3 separate regions of the Homo sapiens genome follow, and all the other regions are linked to region 3. A link is a contact called in ENCODE Hi-C or POLR2A ChIA-PET data. All regions are on one chromosome and are shown on one strand. The core of a region is the stretch at or near the end of the contact, and the rest is flanking DNA. Distances in the headings are between cores, read along the strand shown.

Region 1 (3,626 bases), core at 1,113-3,612, 1.1 Mb after region 3:
GTGTACCAGTTCAGAGTGTATTTATTTATTAGTATTTATCATGAGTTAAACAAATGCAGGTGTGAGTCAGCCAAAGCATGGCTGAAATACATGGAAATCACATAGTCTAAAAGAGGAGGGCACACTTACAGGAATACATCTATATAATTCCAGTTAGTTTTCAGAAAGGAATAATTCGTGTACAGAAATACAAGACTGGAGAAATTCCAAGAGAACAAATAATTCAAAGTTAAGTATATGGGTAAGCCTGCAATATTTCATATTTAAAATAAAAAATTTTCCCAAGATTTTGTAAGAGAACAACATAAAAGTGCAGAGTGCATCTATGTCACTACAAAAGCCATATCTGCATCTGACCTCTTCTCAAATAACTGTGCCTCTCCCTCCAGATTCTCAACCTAACAACTGATAATGCCAACATCCTGCTTCAGATCGACAATGCCAGGCTGGCAGCTGATGACTTCAGGCTGAAGTAAGTTAAGTGATCGTTGTATAATACTATCACAACGAATACATCAGTGGTTTTTAACAATGACTTGGGATGCCCTCAATAACATTTACATTTTTCTGAATTCACCCAAAGTTAAATAGTATTGGAGTTATCTGAGAAATTTTCCATGTCAGTGTTACCTTTTTGGCAATATTAAAGGAAGAAAATGCATTTTAAAGTAACTGCTAAGGTTTTTTCCATTAAACCACTATTACTTCTAAGAGAACTGTACATGACAAATATTGCCATTACATGAGATCAACTATGTAGCTGCTTTTTAAATAGTCTCTGCCCAGATACATCTCCCCTATATAAGTTATAACCAGTATTGATATCATGCTTGTTTCAGGTATGAGAATGAGGTAGCTCTGCGCCAGAGCGTGGAGGCTGACATCAACGGCCTGCGTAGGGTGCTGGATGAGCTGACCCTGACCAAGGCTGACCTGGAGATGCAAATTGAGAGCCTGACTGAAGAGCTGGCCTATCTGAAGAAGAACCACGAGGAGGTGACACAAAAGTTATACTTTTCCCAGCCAAAAGAGAGTTCATTATGGTCCTCGTGTAGCCAATAAATCTTTCTGTTCCTCAAACAGGAAATGAAAGACCTTCGAAATGTGTCCACTGGTGATGTGAATGTGGAAATGAATGCTGCCCCGGGTGTTGATCTGACTCAACTTCTGAATAACATGAGAAGCCAATATGAACAACTTGCTGAACAAAACCGCAAAGATGCTGAAGCCTGGTTCAATGAAAAGGTAAAGTAATCTTCCTTATAGTGAAACTCATGGAGGTTTTATCATTTCAGAATTTCCTCACCCTTTTCCTTGTTTTTAATACTCTAGAGCAAGGAACTGACTACAGAAATTGATAATAACATTGAACAGATATCCAGCTATAAATCTGAGATTACTGAATTGAGACGTAATGTACAAGCTCTGGAGATAGAACTACAGTCCCAACTGGCCTTGGTATGTTAACTCTCATGAAATGACTTCAACTTTATCATACAAAGTTTCATGCTCACCTAAGAATATGCAATGCAACAAAAAAATGCAGAGTTGGAGGTAAGAAAGAGAAAACAAAGTGAAGCTCATGTTAATGGAGGAAAAGTACTACTAGTGTTGATCTAAAAGTGCTGAAACTGAAATGGTGCCATTAAACATACAACAAATTCTGTTCATTTTCTTATTCTTCTATATAATGCCTTACTAAATAATCAAATAAGCGTCACCATACTCAACTGAACAAGGAAGTCACTAAGCCACAAAAAAATCCGTTTCAGAAACAATCCCTGGAAGCCTCCTTGGCAGAAACAGAAGGTCGCTACTGTGTGCAGCTCTCACAGATTCAGGCCCAGATATCCGCTCTGGAAGAACAGTTGCAACAGATTCGAGCTGAAACCGAGTGCCAGAATACTGAATACCAACAACTCCTGGATATTAAGATCCGACTGGAGAATGAAATTCAAACCTACCGCAGCCTGCTAGAAGGAGAGGGAAGGTAAATTTTAAAATGAAAAGTTATCCCAGTTTCTTTTATTCAATATTCCAGATAGCAAGGCTTATCTAAACCCCAAGAAGATGCCAGAGAATGAGAGGAAGGGAGGAGAGAGGGTAGAGTACAGAAAAAGGAGTACGCAACCGCAATCTCACTTTCTCATGAATTTGGCCCAAAATGATTCTTAAGAGTTCTGTGAACTTAACATTGTTTTCAAAGGATGGGTTTTAAAATATATACCTGGCAGGGTTTTATTTTTTCAACACGTTTTGCTTATTTTCTAAATTAACGGCAACTGGAAAGCTACCCACCGTTTTCCAACGTTAGAGATAACCGAATGTGACCTCACCCCGTTTAGTTCCGGAGGCGGCGGACGCGGCGGCGGAAGTTTCGGCGGCGGCTACGGCGGCGGAAGCTCCGGCGGCGGAAGCTCCGGCGGCGGCCACGGCGGCGGCCACGGCGGCAGTTCCGGCGGCGGCTACGGAGGCGGAAGCTCCGGCGGCGGAAGCTCCGGCGGCGGCTACGGGGGCGGAAGCTCCAGCGGCGGCCACGGCGGCAGTTCCAGCGGCGGCTACGGTGGTGGCAGTTCCGGCGGCGGCGGCGGCGGCTACGGGGGCGGCAGCTCCGGCGGCGGCAGCAGCTCCGGCGGCGGATACGGCGGCGGCAGCTCCAGCGGAGGCCACAAGTCCTCCTCTTCCGGGTCCGTGGGCGAGTCTTCATCTAAGGGACCAAGGTCAGCAGAAACTAGCTGGGGTAATCAGAATTAGTTTTAACTTCCTGTGATGGTTTTTTTGCGCTTTAAGCTCTAGAGTTGTTTTAAAAAATTAAAAATCTTAGAGACGGTTCCGTTTGCATTTGTTCACAAACTACTCTTAACACCAGCCGTGAAAAATGGCATGATCAAAATGTCATACCTTAAGCATTTTTTTGGGCTTAACAATGTAAAGTTGAAATTTCCTTCTTTTTACAATATTTGCTTGTTAATTACTAAGGATCCCTACAGACTGTTTAAAATTTTTTTTCCATCATTCACACAGATACTAACAAAACCAGAGTAATCAAGACAATTATTGAAGAGGTGGCGCCCGACGGTAGAGTTCTTTCATCTATGGTTGAATCAGAAACCAAGAAACACTACTATTAAACTGCATCAAGAGGAAAGAGTCTCCCTTCACACAGACCATTATTTACAGATGCATGGAAAACAAAGTCTCCAAGAAAACACTTCTGTCTTGATGGTCTATGGAAATAGACCTTGAAAATAAGGTGTCTACAAGGTGTTTTGTGGTTTCTGTATTTCTTCTTTTCACTTTACCAGAAAGTGTTCTTTAATGGAAAGAAAAACAACTTTCTGTTCTCATTTACTAATGAATTTCAATAAACTTTCTTACTGATGCAAACTATCCCAATTTGTCAGAATTTATCTTTACTTAAGTACATAATACTCTTTAAAATTAAAGATTAGTAACCCATAGCAGTTGAAGGTTGATGTATCCAGAAATTCGGAAGACAGAACTATTGTCATGCCTTTTCTAAGTTTTTTAATCATGTATGTTCAGACCACCGTCAGTAAATTCACTGAGTAAAGTCTGTAAATCCCCAATATTACTCTTTAAGATACACAATATGTGGAAGGCTC
Region 2 (3,867 bases), core at 277-2,776, 2.0 Mb after region 3:
AACCTGTGCAGTTGCACACAGCCCCATGCTTCGTTTAATGCTCTGCTGCTACTGTCTTGAATATAATTTTTTTTTTTTTTGAGTTTTGCTCTTGTTGCCCAGGCTGGAGTGCAATGGCGAGGTCTCAGCTCACTGCAAACTCCGCCTCCCATGTTCGAGCGATTCTCCTGCCTCAGCCTCCCAAGTAGCTGGGATTATAGGCATGTGCCACAACACCTGGCTAAATTTGTATCTTTAGTAGAGACGGGGGTTTCACCATGTTGGCCAGGCTGGTCTCGAACCCCTGACCTCAGGTGATTGGCCCCCACCTTGGCCTCCCAAAGTGCTGGGATTACAGGCGTGAGCCACCACGTCTGGCCAAATATAATTCTTAATAACTTTTGTAGCAAGGAGTCCTGCATTTTCATTTTGCACTGGGACCCTTAACTTTTGTGGTAGGTCTTGCTTGGTACCATTGGGCCTAACCTAGTAGGCCTGGTACATCAGGGATGGCCCTCACCCTCATCCCTGACCCTCACCACACAGAGCACCCAGCAGGTACAGAATGTTCCTCCAACATGGAGCTGAGGTTGCTGGAAGTCTCCTGCAGTCCCGCAGCCATTCAAAGACCCCGTTCCTACCCCCAGTCCTCCCTCTCAGAACTGGCTCCTGTAGATCCAGAACTCGATCAACCTGGCAGAGAGATGGGAAGTGATGATCCCCCTGAAATTTGAGAGACAGGGAGCTTCCTGAAGGGAGGGGGACGCAGGTCTTCACGCTCAGAATGGCCATTCCATCAGGGCCAGGCCCCAGTCTCTCTTGCGGCCGGAAGAAGCCTACTCAGGTGGGCTGAGATCTCCCAGGAGGAGGCCGATCACGCCCCATCCAGCCCATCTCTGGCCCTACCACCTTGTATCCCCGCCCTCAGCCATCTTAAGCCTAGCCTATCATCCCCCACCATCCACCCTCCTACTCGCTAGCCGGGCTTGGGCTTCCGGCGCATGTCTGGTCCTCAGCACTTGAGCCTTGTCCCCGATCCCGCCCCGCCCCTGGGCAATCCGCTCTGCCCCCTGCTACCTTAAGCCCAGCCTCTCGTCCCTTGTAGTCCGGCCGTCCACCCAGCCCCGCCCCCCGGACGCCATCACCATCTCTGCCCCGCAGCCCGCAATTCCGCCCACCCCGCCCCAGCCCCGCCTCTACCCCAGCCCCGCCTCCACCCAGCCCCGCCCTCACCGCACCAGCCCAGCCTCCGCACCAGCCCCGCCCTTACTGCCCAAACTCCGTCTCGGCCCCAGCCCCACCCACACCTCCCCCGCACCGCCTCCGCACCAGCCCCGCCCTCACCACCCCAGCCCCGCCTTCACTCCGCCAGCCCCGCCTCTGCCCCAGCCCCGCCCTCACCGCCCCAACCCCGCCTCCGCACCAGCCTCGCCCCAGCCCCAGCCACCTCCTCAAAGCCCCAGCCCCGCCCTCAGCGCCCAAACCCCGCCTCTGCCCCAGTCCCGCCCTCACTGCTTAAGCCTACCACACCAGCCACGCCTCCCCAGCCACGCCCACACCACCCCAGCCCCGCCTCCACCCCAGCCGGTCATTCTCTCCGCAGGCGATCTGCCGCCCGGGTCAGGCCTTTCCGCACCGCAGCTGGTCCTTCACCTCCACCTGCAGCGCCCGAAACCCCCTGTGCTCCTGTGGGGCCATCTTGGGCCCGGACTGAACTGTGGGTTCAGGACAGTGGTGACTGGGACCCTACCCCTCTCCACCCTCTTCGACCTCACTTTACTCAGCGAGTCCCTCACTCCCAGGCACAGAGGTTTCTTTCTGGGGTATGGCGCCCTGCTCCCCCGTGCAGACTCTCCTCACCAGGAAAAGATGGTCACAGCAGGGTCTTGTGGTGAGGGGGCGTTGGGGGCTCAACGCCTTACAACGTTTTCCGATGGGCATTGAGGATCCTGTTTAGGGGAAAGGGACACACCCTGTCACCATGGATGACTGTCAGATGGAGAGCGAAATCACGAGGACGGAAAGCCCAAACGGAAGAGGTGTCCTGCGCCAAGGTGCCGCCCTGAGTGGGCCTAACCTCAGCCTACCTGGAACAGCGTGGTGGAGGCTTGCGGGGAGGATGCACCGAAAAGGCCCAAGAAACCCGTGGCTGCCATCACAGTCAGCACTACGTCCCGCCAATGTCCAGGGGACCCCTCTGCATCCCACCCACCATCACCCCAAAGTCTTTCCCTTGCGAAGGGGCTCTGGGCTTCAGCTGCTGACTTGACAGATTTCTTTCCTTTGCTTAGGAAAGGGGTCTCTGTGTCCCTCTCACCTTCTAAGGTTTTGTCCACCTTTGGGTTGGGGATGGGGAGAAGAGCCCTCTGCTTCTCTGACCTTCTGAGGGCATTTTCAGCTTCTTGTTCTTGGATGGGGGATGTCTGTGAAGGTCAGAAATGGGGCACTGTGGCCAGGTGTGGTGGCTCACGCCTGTAATCCCAACACTTTGGGAGGCTGAGGCAGGTGGATCACATGAGAACAGGAGTTTGAGACCAGCCTGGCCAACATGGTGAAACTGTCTCTCCCTATCTCTCCTATTTCATTCCACTGGAAGGGGAGTGTGTGTGTGTCCCAGAGGGACAGGGCCCCGTGGATTCTCTCCCATCTCTACTAAAAACACAAAATTAGCTAGGTGTGGTGGTGTGCGCCTGTAGTCCCAGCTACTCAGGAGGCTGAGGCAGGAGAATTGCTTGAACCCAGGAGGCGGAGATTGCAGTGAGCCAAGATCGCACCATTGCACTCCAGTCTGGGCAACAAGGGCGAGACTCTGTCTCAAAAAAAAGAAGAAATGGGGCACTGGGCACTGGCTGTCTCTGACTTCTCTGTCCCTTCCCACCCCCACCCGCCCCTGCACCCAATATATATAGTGTTGCCTCCAGGAGGGGACACGTAGGTGCAGGCATTAGGGAGCCACACAGCAGGGGATGTGGAATAGGGATTGGGAGGGACCCAGGAGGGGGTGGAGTCGCCAGCTGGTTTGGGGGGCAGAGCCCAAACAGAAATGGAAGACTCCAAACTTCCAGACTTCAGCTCAGCTCTGAGGGCTTGGCTCAGAGTAGGAACCGTCCCTTGGGAGGCCGCCTCCCCTCCCCTTCCCTCCCTCACACTGTACTCTGTGACTCCAGCTCTCCTCCCCAGTGACCCACTGCTTGGGGAGAAAGGCCATGATGATGCTCCCGTGTGGAAACAGAGAGCCCTGGGAAATGCAGCTGTCCACAGGGCAGGGAGGGGAGGGGAGGGGAGGAGATGGGAGAGAATGAAAGAAGGGAACCCTGGCAGATGGTGGGAGAACCCTGGCTGCAGTGGAGCTGCCTGGCGAAAGAGCCAGCTGGGAATCTCAAAACCTGGGCTTTGCTCACAGATTGACCTTGGGTCAGTCCCTGGACTTTTCCAAAGTCCAGTTTCCTAAACTGTACGAAATGGTGATTGCAATAGCAATTTTGCCTTCCTCAGGGGATTCCTGTGAGATGATAGATGAAAAAGTCCTTAGAAAAGATAAAAGTGTGAAGGGAAATGGCATAGAATGCAGAGGAGAGTAGGGGCTGCGTGGGGGAAGGAGAGGGGCAAGTGTGCATGGAAGGGATGGGGCAGAGAAGGCATCTCAGAGATTCCCAACCTTGAGCCCCACAGCAGTGAGGTCGGGGATGGAACTGCCCCTCTGGCCTTACCCCCCTTCTTCAGCATCTCCATGGTCTTGGTCACCACGTATAGATTCTCCCCATCCTCCGGAAGCTTCTGGAGGAAGGACTGCTCTGCCTACTTCAGCTTTGTGGAAGGGGTGGGGCTAGACTCAGAGGCTGTCAGAGGTTGCGAGTGGGTAGACCCTCTGCCCATTTCAGCTGCACC
Region 3 (3,837 bases), core at 19-2,518:
ACTTGATTCAGGCATGGGTAGCAAGTTCAGTTACCTTACTCCTGGCAGCAACAGGATTGGGGGAGGGGGTCTTGGAGAAGATTTTGTCTGCAAATGTCGCAACACTGTTGCAGTGTGAGTATGACCCAAAGTGCTTGGCAGGGGGACAGGCCTGCTGCTTCCCTGCATTCTGGGCTGACCTCTTCACCTGAGTCGGTCAGTGGACGCTTTTGGCCTCCTTCCTGGAGCTAGACAGCTGTTAGGCTTAGGGAGCAGCTCCGGACCTACAGGGTTGGGGTGCAGGTAGGGAGGGAGGCTGCAGCATGTCAGAGTGGTAAATACATGTCCTGATTTCCAGGACTGATTTCACATATTCTGCCCCACAAGTTCACCAGCACCTGTCAGATTGGATGTCCCAGTTTTTGGTTTGGAAAATTCGATCTGTCTCAGGTAATGGAGAAGGGGGAGACAGCAGTTCATTCATTCCAGTGTCTAAGCCTGTGGTTGGTGGGAACAAGAGACTGTCTGGGATGGCTCCAGCCCTTCGCTGGAATCTCGCATTGAATTCCTAGCTCCGCCCTGATCCGTGCTGAGGCGAGCAGGTGAGTGGGACGGACAGCGCTGTGCCTGCACCCTCCTAGCCCCACTTGCTTACCGCGGCCCCTGCCTTATCCCACACTGGGAAGTATGCTCTGTTAGCCTCGGCTCAGCCTTGCCTCATCGGCCCAGTGGGGAGAGTCCAGGGAGGAGAGAGGCTCCACGTGCTAAAGGAAAGCGGCCTGCCAGACACTGCTGCTTAAGGAGACTGTCTAAGCAATCGGATTCGGTGCGGCCGAGATGCAGACGTCCGTTTCTCCCAAGGGAAGGAGCAAGGGTACTCCAGGTCCCAAAGCTGCGTTACAGCCAGTTGGGCTAATCCTACCCGCCCCTCCCCCAACTCCCCGAGTGGCAATCTGTCCAGCCCCTCAAGCGATCAGGCCACAACCCCCAGCACCGCGCGTTCTCCTCCCAGCCTAGCCCGGCCCATCTCCCCACCCGGGGCCCCGCCCCGGCCCCGCAGGCTCCCAAGAGGCGGTGGATGGGCCAGCGGGACTACAAGTCCCAGCAGGCCCCGGGGCCCGCCCTCGTGGGGCGGAGCCAAGCCAGCAGCGAATTGGGAGGAGCCCTGGCGCTCAGGCTAGGGAACGCGTGTGGCCAATCGCGGGGCCGTTCTCGCCGCGAGCCGATGGGGGCGGGGAAAAGTCCGGCTGGGCCGGGACAAAAGCCGGATCCCGGGAAGCTACCGGCTGCTGGGGTGCTCCGGATTTTGCGGGGTTCGTCGGGCCTGTGGAAGAAGCGCCGCGCACGGACTTCGGCAGAGGTGAGCACGGGAGGCTGTTTTCGCTGGCTGGAGCCCGCTCGCCCTAGGAGCTTCCTGCCTCCGTCCCCCAACCCGGAACCGCCTTCCCCGACGCGGGCTCGGTGCCCACGCGCCCTGCTCGGAAGTTTTGAGGGTCTTAGCTTTAGGTTAGCCTTCGCCCGGGGTCCCGGCCGGTGGCCGCGTGTCGACGCCCCTCCCCTCCCCCCGCGCGACACACACATATTCCAGTTCCTGGGAGTTTGCATGGGGCTTGCCGCCATCCTTGCCTCTTCTGCCTCTGCCACATTGCATGGTCCCCCTCCTGGCGCGCCTCACCCCTCCCGGGCACAGCTATCGAGGCTCCTCGGGCTCATCGGGACGCCTTTTGGCTCCATCCGGGTTCCCCCATCGGATGCCGGGACGGGAAGTAGAGAAAGCGGTGGCGACTGGTCCCACTCCGATTCCTCACTGGCCGGGCTCAGGCCCTTCTTGGTTCCGTGGGTACAAAATTGAGCTCCACGCCCAAGTGGAGAGAATGAGCTATGCGCGCCTCCGGGGCGGGCCACGCGGGGCCAGGCTGCCCCAGGGTGCCCGAGGCCTCGCCTCGTCTCGCCGCGAGGACTGGAATCTCGCAGCAAGGACCCTCCTCGCACTGGAGGTATCGTCGAGTCCAGCCCCTAAGTGACAGATGGCCGGGGTGCCACCCCACCCTTGAGCTGACGCCAAGTCTGGCCGGGGAAAGGTCCTCAAGGGGCTGGAGGATGCTGCCGCCGCCCTCCTGTCGAGCCTGGCAATGGGCCAGTCCCAGCGCCTGCCGCGGTCTCCAACCTTGGCAGATACCGTGCAGTGCCGAGTTCTGCCGTTATGGGGTCCCTGGAGGTCTTCCTGGGAAGAGGATTTTGGAAGAGACGATAAGGAAAAGTGCACAGCACAGTTTGGCCAGCTAGCCTACTCCTCTCCACCCTTAACTTTCCTCTGTGTTTTCAGCTGGCTCAGCTGAACTAAAATGTGGGGTGAGGGACAGCTGGTAGGTCTCATTTGCCCAGATGGGTGATTTTCACCTCTTAGAAACCTTCCTAAACAGCTTGGGGGGCGGTAGTGGGAAGACCCCTCAGACACTGGACAGCTTATGGCTCCATCCCCGTTCTGACACTATGCCTGCCGCAGTAAGGGGCACTCACAGAATTCTGCCTCTCTAGAATTTACTCCAGGGATTGCCTGTCTTCTCAAAAAATAAATAAATAAATACCTACATACGTAAGTCCCAATCCTGCAGATACTAACCTTCAAATGAGTGTTTTTGTCTTTCCCAGAGGCACCCTTAGTAGCATCCCCAGTGATTCCCTTCCCCTGGCTGTGTCCCAGGGGCGTGTTCTGGGGAACAGGCTTCTTTCATTCAGCCTCCTGTGTGGGCTGCTTCTCTCAGTGTCTGCTAAAAGTGAACTCAATCCTGGGTCACTCACCCGTCTGCAGAAAGACTCCATTCAGCTCATAAGGCCCCTCCCTTAGAGAATGTGTGTATGTGTGTGTTTTCAGGTTCCTTGGCATGATTTCCCCCAAATGGTTTACACATTTAGCTGTTACCAAGTAACAGTTCCTGGAGTCCAAGCTCAGCCCAATCATCTGTTACTTGTTTGACAGCACATTCAGCTACTGGGGAGGCAGACTAAGACGTTCTGGGGAGCGGTCCCAAACCCAGATAGGTATTTGTAGGTATTTGCTGATTCCACTAGAGCAAATATTCTTTTTTTTTTTTTTTTTTTTTTGAGACAGAGTCTTGCTCTGTCGGCAGGCTGGAGTGCAGTGGTGGATCTCGGTTCACTGCAACCTCCGCCTCCTGGGTTCTAGCGATTCTCCTGCCTCAGCCTCCCCAGTAGCTACAGGTGTGCACCACCACGCCCGGCTAATTTTTGTATTTTTAGTAGAAACAGGGTTTCACCATATTGGCCAGGCTGGTCTCAAACTCCTGACCTCGTGATTTGCCCTCCTTGGCCTCCCGAAGTGCTGGGATTACAGGCGCAAGCCACCGTGCCTGGCCGCAAATGTTCTTAACTGGTGGTCAGTCTGTGGGCCATCGGATCATTGTCACAGGTGAGCACCTTGAAACAATATGCACAATTGGATTTGTGTACCTTTTTCTGGGGTTTTTTTCAGTCTCAGAAGAGTCTGAGGCCTCAAAGAGGTTAAGAGCCACTGCCTTAGAGAGACTTTAAGACCTCACTGAAGGCCGGGCGTGGTGGCTCATGCCTGTAAATCCCAGCACTTTGGGAGGCTGAGGTGGGTGGATCACGAGGTCAGGAGTTCGAGACCAGCCTGACCAACATGGTGAAACCCCGCCTCTACTAAAAATACAAAAAAAATTAGATGGGCGTGGTGGCGTGCATCTGTAATCCCAGCTACTCAGGAGGCTGCGGCAGGAGAATCACTTGAACCTGGGAGGCTGAGGTTGCAGTGAGCCGAGATCACTCCACTGCACGCCAGCCTGGGCGACAGAGCCAGAGTCCTTCTCAAAAAAAAAA

Evidence for each region. Hi-C counts contacts between places; a loop is a spot of excess contacts on that map. ChIA-PET counts read pairs that join two places held with the same protein, here RNA polymerase II (POLR2A). Pooled maps may share reads with other maps.
Region 1: a map with no recorded cell type shows a loop between it and region 3 (9-fold over the local background). The contact joins the promoter of KRT10-AS1 here to the promoter of ACLY in region 3. A Hi-C loop is called at or near these places in 1 of 37 single-sample maps with no recorded cell type and 4 of 50 pooled maps. POLR2A ChIA-PET finds 5 or more read pairs at or near these places in 1 of 52 experiments (PC-9).
Region 2: a loop to region 3 is called in a map of ascending aorta, with 15 times the contacts of the local background. The contact joins the enhancer-like site here to the promoter of ACLY in region 3. A Hi-C loop is called at or near these places in 1 of 168 maps with a recorded cell type or tissue (ascending aorta) and 2 of 50 pooled maps. POLR2A ChIA-PET finds 5 or more read pairs at or near these places in 1 of 52 experiments (B cell).

The regions. Positions count from the first base shown.
Region 1 is chr17:40,817,881-40,821,506 of GRCh38, reverse strand. It overlaps KRT10-AS1 (KRT10 antisense RNA 1), which reads right to left and starts at 2,362. Exons shown (of 3, transcript NR_160888.1): 1 at 2,299-2,362. It overlaps KRT10 (keratin 10), which reads left to right. Exons shown (of 8, transcript NM_000421.5): 2 at 390-472; 3 at 840-996; 4 at 1,084-1,245; 5 at 1,333-1,458; 6 at 1,773-1,990; 7 at 2,346-2,720; 8 at 3,025-3,390. The coding sequence ends at 3,031. RefSeq lists an enhancer at 653-1,852.
Region 2 is chr17:39,950,495-39,954,361 of GRCh38, reverse strand. No RefSeq gene overlaps it. Among named protein-coding and RNA genes, the nearest start is that of GSDMA, 11 kb to the left of the region's middle. RefSeq lists silencers at 976-1,025, 1,066-1,585. Within about 2 kb of position 1,526, at least 16 of the 41 ENCODE cell types and tissues checked have a DNase peak (open chromatin) inside an H3K27ac peak, as active enhancers do; they include ascending aorta, where a contact is called at or near this core.
Region 3 is chr17:41,916,382-41,920,218 of GRCh38, reverse strand. ACLY (ATP citrate lyase) reads left to right here and starts at 1,268. Exons shown (of 29, transcript NM_001096.3): 1 at 1,268-1,339. RefSeq lists silencers at 886-1,145, 1,626-1,865.